2 separate regions of the Homo sapiens genome follow, and region 1 is linked to region 2. A link is an interaction called in ENCODE POLR2A ChIA-PET data of the cell type or tissue named here. Cell type or tissue: GM12878. All regions are shown on one strand. Links, peaks and the distances in the headings refer to the core of each region. The heading gives the core; the rest is flanking DNA.

Region 1 (4,387 bases), core at 288-4,287, 210 kb after region 2:
GCAGGAGGATCACATGAGCCCAGGAGTTCGAGGCCAGCCTGGGCAACATAGTAAGACCCCATCTCTACAAAAATAAATAAATGAAATTAGCTGGGCCTGGTAGCTTGTGACTGTAATTCCAGTTACTCAGGAGGCTGAGTCCTCCATTAAGGATGGCTTGATCCCAGGAGGTCAAGGCTTCAGTGAACTATGATTGCACCACTGCACTCCAACCTGGGCAATAGAACCAGACCCTGTTTCTTAAAAAAAATTATCTGGGAATTTGTAATGCTTGTGATAAGCAAGTGGCTTTCAAAATTATATATGTAATATGTTCTCAATTATGTAAAAAATATGCAAAGCAAAACAAATACATTTCTAGATGACCTCTGGAATTAGAATTACAGATACTTTTTATTTTCTTATTTATACTTTTTGCTGTAACTAAAAAGAAAAGAGGCCAGAGTCAATGGAGGCCTGACAGTGAGGATGCATGGAAAAGAGGCAGGTCCTGTTCGTTCCGTAGCAGGAGCATGCCTGGTGCAGAGTGGTGCTCAGAAAATACTGGTATTTATTGAATGCATAACTGAGCTTGGAGAGATAGTGAGCGCAGCTTTATGTAGCTTTCACTGTGCGTTTGGATGTCTACGTGCACTTTGCACAGACTCCAGAGCTCAGCAGGGGGTCTGCATTAGAGGGAGCAGCTGGGAGTCGTGGACATGCGGTGGTAGCTGAAACCATGGATGTGGGTGAGGGCAACCAGGGGGAAGTGTATAGGGAAACAGGGCTGAGGGTGGAGTGCTTGGAGTGTTAACATCTAAGGGACTAATAAAGAATGAGGAGCTCGCCAAGGAAATTTGCAAAGGGCCCAGAAGTCAGAAGAAAATTGGGAGATAATGGTGTTAGGAAAACCAGAAGAGGTCAGTATTTCAACAGTAACAGTCACAATAATCATCATAGCTGCCACTTCTAGAGCCCTTGCTATGTGTCAGGCACTGTTACCGGAATTACACACATTTACTCACTTAGTCCTCACGGAGACCCTATGGGGTAGGTTACTGTGACCATCTCTCTTCTGGGACGAGACACTAAGAGACTTGTCTAAGATCATCCCCCAGAGATTCAGTGCCCCAGAGAGAAAGTCATAAGAAGTATTCTTTGGACAACTGTATATTAAGTGCGATTAAAAGTAGATTCAAAAAGCTTTTGACTGTTTTATTCTGTTTGGTTGGGCGTAGCGTCTCACGCCTGTAATCCCAGCACTTTGGGAGTCTGAGGTAGGTGGACCACTTGAGGTCAGGAGTTCAAGACCAGCCTGGCCAACATGGTGAAACCCCATTTCTACTAAAAATACAAAAATATGGATGTGGTGGCATGTGCCTGTAGTCCCAGCTACTCAAGAGGCTGAGATAGGAGAATCACTTGAACCTGGGAAGCAGAGGTTGCAGTGAGCTGAGATCACCCCACTGCACTCCAGCCTGGGCGACAGAGCAAGACTCTGTCTTTTTTTTTTTTTCTTTTTTTAAAACAAAGCAAAACAAAACAAAACAAAAGCTTGACTGTCAAGGGCTGGGGACACAGGAACCTAGTTGTCTTTATTTTTAAGCTGGAGAGCCTGGAGCATGTGTATGTACATCAGTAGGGAAAAGAAAGAGCAGCGCTGATGGAAAAAATCGAGGGGAAAACAAAAAGCAACATCCAGGCAGGTGGTTTATTACAAAGTCTGATCTGGCATTTGATGAAATTCAACATTCTCTCCTAACTAAAATACTTAAACCTACTAACTAGAACTATAAGGGTTCTAAATCTCAGATTAACTTTTTCTTTTTTATCGGGGGCAGACGGACGTGTAACTAACGCTATAAAGGGTAAAGGACAGCTGGATCCAAGTCTACAGACTTACGTCTATAGTTTTTAGAGACCAGATAAACTTGCCATTAATATTAATTAATGGCAAGTTCGTCAGTTAAGTTAAATATCAGTTAATTGTACATTCAGGCATTTCTAAAATTAGTATGTTTGTGGAATAATCATAAAAATGTGTCAGCAGTTTCAATTTTTGGCTTTCTTTATTCAGTATTAAAATATTGGGCAGTCCTTCATGGAACAAGGCTGTAACTATAGGAAGCAGAAGTGATTGAATGAATTAGGCATTCACTTCGGGGAATTCCCTTTGCTGGCTCTTCATATGTTGAGGGTTTCACCTTAGCTTTTGTGAGGTCCGTGTGCTATTTAAAAACTGAGTCTATAATTAATCAGCGCTGCTAGAAGATGGTGCAAATGGCCCAGTTTTGTGCCTCCAGGTTATGAATTTGGCTCTTGTCTTCAGTGTGGTTTGCAGCGTCCTTCTACATGTCCCCTTTTTTAGAAATGATACTCCCCTCCACCCCTGCCCCCCACACACATATACAGCCAACCGGATTTAAGGAAAGCAGGAACTACAATAAACTTTTGAGGAAAGATGCTTTAGGGTATGATTTAGTACCTTAGTTCCTTTCTCACTTGAGTATTAATCAGTGTGGTTTTCTGCACCGTCGTTCTTTCCTCCTCTGGTTTAATGACAGAGATTTCTTCTTTAGGTGCCACAACCACCCACGTCCGTAGAGATCCCCGGGCTTGTTTCTCCTTTAGCCTCTGAATAGTTCTTGGCTGATTTCTTGAGGAAGCACCGCATTGGAAGAGAAAAGCATCTTCTCTTTGGTTTCCTGCTCCCTGCTTCTCTGCCCTTTTAAGTCCATAAAGCGAATTAGGAAGAAAGCCACATACTTCATTTCTACCCAGGGGGGTATCATGTCAGGAGGCTAATCATATCCACTCTCTCAGAGAGAAAGCTGCTTCTTCCCAGAATCTTAGATGCAAGCTACTGGTTTAAATGTTGTATTATATGATGGCTAAATACAGAAGTACGTGTCATAGTAGTTCAGGTTGCCAGCTACTACTAGTTTTCACAGTCTGCCTTCAGTGGGCTATTTTGTTTAAAAGAGCTTCCACTTACAAGCTTTTCAAAATACAATTTAAGTGAAACTTAAGAGTGTTTTTAAGTAGAGACTAAGTGGTTTCATCCTACCTGAAAATTGCCTTCTTGAAATAAATGTTTGATACCCACTGGCCTATCTCCTCTGGAAAACAGGAGTTTTCATTTAGAAGTCCAGTTGGTTGGATTCCAGTAAGCCGTTTCACCTGACTGTATTACGCCCCCTGGAACCAGGGCTGTGCAGGAGCCACCGGCTTCTCCCAGAGGGCAGGGTGAGCACAGTATCAGGGCACATGGCTTACCCTCAGGAGCTGCATCCCAGCCTCAAGGCCCTGGTGAGAAACTGTGCTCTCCAGCAAGGGTCTCTGGCCGTCTCTGCACCGTGTGGTCAGCTTAGGGCTGTGCCTCCCAAGACAGGACCTGAGGATGGGTATGGGTAGCAGAGATATTGCTCCCTTTGCTCCTGGGTGTCCAGAGCTCCAGTGCCTGTCACCTCACCTCTAGCAGCCTCAGGAGCTGTGTAAATTCTGTCATATACATGATGAGGGAGATCATGAAGCACTCACTTGAATCATAAAGTCTGTCTGGGGGAGGCTGCAGAGTAAATATTCCACTTTCCCCACTTACAGGCCCCACAAACAAGCCTCAGAAATGTGTTTGGAGGGACCATGACAGCATCTCTTAGGGACTTGTGTTATTTAGTTTTCTCTCTCTCTCTCTTTTTAGTGGCACTAACCAAAAAAAAAAAACAACAACAAACTAGGCTAAGCAAGTGCAGAGTCATTTATAAACTTGCATAGGTCTTTTATATACAGTCATTTATCATTTAAAAACTGAGATTCATTTTGAGAAATGCACCATTAGGCAACTTCATTGTCGTGTGAACATCATAGTGTATGTACTTAGACAGACCTAAGTCGAAGTCTATAGGTTACTACACACCTAGGCTATGTGGCATAGCTGATTGCTCCTAGGTGACCAACCTGGACAGCAGTTACTGTACTGGATACCGTAGGTGTTAGTGGTTGTAACATAATGGTATTTTTGTATCTAAACATATCTAAATATAGAAAAGGTACAGTAAAAATATGCTGTTATAATCTTATGGGACTACCATTGAATATGTGGTCCATCGTTGACCTAAACATCATTATGTGGTGCATGACTGTATTTATTGTTGATTGCCCATGTCTTTCACCAAAAGTAAGCTTCATGAGAGTGTGGACTTTGCTCTTTGCTGCATTCTGATCTTCTAGAAGAGCCTGGCGCTTAGTAGGTTCTTATTAATTGTTGAACAAATGTTAAATTAATTATGACGGGAAGAACTTTTAAAATGTGCTTTCCCTTCTAGTGTGTGATTCTTAGGGACAATTTTATTTTATTAGAACATAAACCATCAGCACTGGTTTACTTACTTCCAAATGATGCTAGGTA
Region 2 (4,387 bases), core at 267-4,266:
TTACAATCATTATGTGTCAATATAAAGTACTTATTTATTTATTTATTTATTATTTTTTGAGACAGAGTCTCACCATGTTGCCCAGGCTGGAGTGCCATAGCTGGCTAATTTTTTTTGTATTTTTAGTAGAGACAAGGTTTTGCCATGTTGGCCAGGCTGGTCTTGAACCCCTGGCCTCAAGTGATCCACCTGCCCTGGCCTCCCAAAGTGCTGGGACTGCATGCCTGCAATTTATGTATGCCCAGACTAGTCTGGGCAACATAGTGAGACCCTATCTCTACAAAAAATTTAAAAATTAGCTGGGCATGGTGGCATGTGCACCCAGTCAAAAAAAAATTTTTTTAATCACTGAATTTGAAGATAGGTCAATTGAGATTATCCAGTCTCTCTTTCCAGAACAAAAAGAAAAAAGGTGAAAATAAGGAACAGAATCTCAGAGACCTGTGGGAAACCTTTAAACATACCAATGATGCATAACAACAAGGGGAGGAGAGAGAGAAAAATAGATAAATAAATTTGAATCCATAATGGCCAAAAATTTCCAAAATTTGCTAAGAGAAACCAATCTACATATCCAGGAAGCTCAAAAACTAACAGTAAGGTAAATTCAAAAGGATACAAAATGTAGACATATAATAATCAAACTGCTGGAAGTCAAAGACAAAAAGAAAATCTGGGCCAGGCATGGTGGCTCATGCCTGTAATCCCAGCACTTTGGGAGGCCAAGGCGGGCGGATCACCTGAGGTCGGGAGTTCGAGACCAGCCTGATCAACATGGAGAAACCCCGTCTCTACTAAAAATACAAAATTACCCGGGCTTGGTGACACATACCTGTAATCCCGGCTACTCGGGAGGCTGAGGCAGGAGAGTCGCTTGAACTCGGGAGGCGGAGGTTGTGGTGAGCTGAGATCATGTCATTGCACTCCAGCCAGGGCAACAAGAGTGAAACTCCGTCTCAAAAAAAAAAAAAAAAAAAAAAAAAAGAAAGAAAGAAAGAAAGAAAAAAGAAAAGAAAATCTGGAAAGCAGCAAGACAGAAGCAACTCATCACATACAAGAGATCTTCAATAAAATTAACAGCTAATTTATCAGAAATCATAGAGGCAGCCAGGTACAGTGCCTCATGCCTGTAATCCCAGCACTTTGGCAGGGCAAGGCAGGAGGATTGCCTGAGTCCAGGAGTTCAAGACCAGCCTGGGCAACATAGTGAGACCTTGTCTCTACAAAAAATAATTTTTAAAAATTAGCATGCACCTTTAGTCCCAGCTACTCAGGAGGCTGAGGTGGGGGGATTGCTTGAGCCCGGGAGGTCAAGGCTCCAGTGAACTGAGATTACACCACTGCACTCCAGCTTGGATGACAGAGCGAGACTCTGTCTCAAAAACAAAACAAAACGAAACAAAACAAGAAAACAGGCCAAACATGGTGGCTCACACCTGTAATCCCAGCACTTTGGGAGGCTGAGATGGGCAGATCACCTGAGGTCAGGAGTTTGAGACCAGCCTGGCCAACATGGTGAAACCCTGTCTCTACTAAAAATACAAAGATTAGCCGGGCATGGTGATGCACGCCTGTAATCCCAGCTACTTGGGAGGCTGAGGTAGGAGAATTGCTTGAACCTGGGAGGCAGAGGTTGCAGTGAGCCAAGATTGTGCCACTGCACTCCAGCCTGGGTGACAGAGTGAGACTCTGTCTCAAAAAAAAAAAAAAAGGAAAAGAAAAGAAATTATAGAGGCTCAAAAGGCAGTGGGGCAAAAACTGGCAACCAAAGTTTCTACATCCAGCAAAGCAATTCTTTAAAAATTAAGGGCCGGAGCCAGGCATGATGGCTCAGGCCTATAAACCCAGCACTTTGGGAGATTTAGGTGGGCAGATTGCTGGAGCTCAGGAGTTGGAGACCAGCCTGGGCAACATGGGTGAAGCCCCGTCTTACTTTATTAAAAAAAAAAAAAATTAAGGGTTAGATGTGGTTGCTGACACCTATAATCCCAGCACTTTGGAAGGCCAAGGCAGGAGGTTTGTTTAAGCCCAGGAGTTCAAGACTAGTCTAGTTAACATAGATGAGACCCTATCTCTACAAACAAGTTAAAAATTAGCTAGGCGTGGTGGCATGCATCTGTAGTCCCAGCATCTTCGTAGGCTGAGGTGGGAAGATATTTGAACCGAAGAGGTTGGGGCTGCAGTGAACCATGATAAGGAGAACTAAACAGAAATTTGCACACCAATAGTCATAGCAGCATTATTTACGATAGCCGAAAGGTGGAAACAACCAGAGTGTCTATCAACAGACAAATGGACCAACAAAATGTGATATATTAATATACTGGAATATTATTCAGCTGTAAAAATGAATGAAATTCTGAGACATGCTACAACATGGATGAACCTTGAGAACATTATGCTAAGGGAAGTAAGCCAGTCACAAAAAGACAAATACTGTCCACTTTATGGGGTACCTAAAGTAGTTAAATTCATAGAGATAGAAAGTAGAATGGGGTTGCCAGGGCTCAGAGGAGAGAGAACTAGGAAGCTAATCTTTAATGGGCATGGGGTTTTTAATTAGAGAAGATGAAAAATTTCTAGAGATGGAAGGCAGTGATGGTAGCACAACAATGTGAACGTACTCAGTGCCCCAGAACTGTACATTTAAAACTGGTTGAAATGAAGCATACAAATATGCACTTAGAAGACACAAGACCTGGCTGGGCCTGGTGGCTCATACCTGTAATCCCAGCACTTTGGGAGGCCGAAGCCAGCAGATCATGAAGTCAGGAGTTCAAGATCAGCCTGGCCAACATGGTGAAACCCTGTCTCTACTAAAAAAAAAATACACACACACGAAGACACAAGACCGCTCAGCGTGATGACCTATGCCTGTAATCCCAGCACTTTAGGAGGTGGAGGCAGGTGGATCACTTGAAGGAGCTCAAGACCAGCCTGACCAACATGGTGAAACCCCATCTCTACTAAAAATACAAAATTAGCCGGGCGTGGTGGCTCACGCCTGTAATCCCAGCACTTTGGGAGGCAGAGGCGGGTGGATCACCTGAGATCGGGAGTTCGAGACCAGCCTGACCAACATAGAGTAACCCGGTCTCTACTAAAAATACAAAATTAGGTGGGCATGGTGGTGCATGCCTGTAATCCCAGCTACTCAGGAGGCTGAGGCAGGAGAATCACTTGAACCCGGGAGGCGGAAGTTGTGGTATGCCAAGATCAAACCATTGCACTCCAGCCTGGGCAATAAGAACGAAACTCGGTCTCAAAAAAAAAAAAAAAAAAAGGCCAGTCACCGTGACTCACACCTGTAATCCCAGCACTTTGAGAGGCCAAGGCAGGGAAATCACTTGAGGCCAGTTCAGTACCAGCCTAGCCAACATGGTGAAACCCCATCTCTACTAAAAATACAAAAAATTAGCCAAGTATGGTGGCATGCACCTGTAGTCCCAGCTACTTAGGAGGCTAAGGCACAAGAATTGGTTGAACCTGGGAGGCAGAGGTTGCAGTGAACCAAGATCATGTCACTGTACTCCAGCCTGAATGACAGAGACTCTGCTCAAAAAAAAAAAGAAAGAAAGAAAGAAAGAAGAAATAGATAAAAACAACAAATGTTTAAAGGTTAAAATGGTAAATTTTCTGTTATGTGTATTTTACCACAACAAGAAAAGATAAAATGTTAAATAAAAAGAGCAACTAAAGAGAATTTAACTCTAGCACATCCATTTTTCAGGCTGAAATGAAAGAACAGGTGACACTAACTCAAATCCACATGAAGTGGAGAGCATTGGAAAAGGTAACTAAATAAAGGCAAATATAAAAGACAGTATAGATGTATGTTTTGTTTGTGACTCTTTTTCTCTCCTGTCTTACTTCAGACAACTGCATAAAGCACTAATATAAAACATGAAATATATATTGAGGGTCATATATTCTATAAACATGCATTTGCTTGGCAATAATAGTACAAAGAAGGTTGAGGGAATGGTCCTTTGTAGGAGCAAGTTTTGTACACTATTGAAATTAAATTGGCATGGTTCCAAATTGTATTGTTTTAAGATGTTAATGGCAACCACTAAGAAAATAACTAAAAATATATAGTAAAAGAATGACAATGCAATAACTATAGTATACTAGAAAATATTTACTTAACAGAAAAGAAGGCAGTAATGGAGTATTAAATAAGACTTAAAATGTATTAAAAATAGCAAAATGGCAGATATATATCCTATGTTATCTGTAATTAAATGTAAATGGACTAAACACTTCAATCAATAGGCAGAGATTTTCAGAATGGATTTTAAAAATAAAACTACATGCTATTTACAAGAGACAAAATTCAGATTCAAAGACACAGATAGAGTTAAAAGAACAGAGATGGTCCAAGTGT

Evidence for each region. ChIA-PET counts read pairs that join two places held together with the same protein. Peaks named below come from ENCODE experiments on the same cell type or tissue, not always from the same donor. Only the 100,000 strongest peaks of a DNase experiment are listed, where the experiment ranks them.
Region 1: POLR2A ChIA-PET joins it to region 2 with 7 read pairs; 3 of 35 experiments call an interaction of 5 or more read pairs at or near these places.

Annotation. Positions count from the first base shown.
Region 1 is chr10:74,998,688-75,003,074 of GRCh38, forward strand. All of the region lies in intron 13 of KAT6B (lysine acetyltransferase 6B), which reads left to right. Among named protein-coding and RNA genes, the nearest start is that of SNORD172, 21 kb to the right of the region's middle. In GM12878, for the core only: a CTCF peak has its summit at 907 (motif pointing right); DNase peaks (open chromatin) are centred at 2,229 and 2,511; H3K4me3 peaks cover 1,294 bases; H3K27ac peaks cover 1,964 bases.
Region 2 is chr10:74,788,884-74,793,270 of GRCh38, forward strand. No RefSeq gene overlaps it. Among named protein-coding and RNA genes, the nearest start is that of KAT6B, 36 kb to the right of the region's middle. In GM12878, for the core only: no CTCF peak of the experiment used is centred there; no DNase peak of the experiment used is centred there.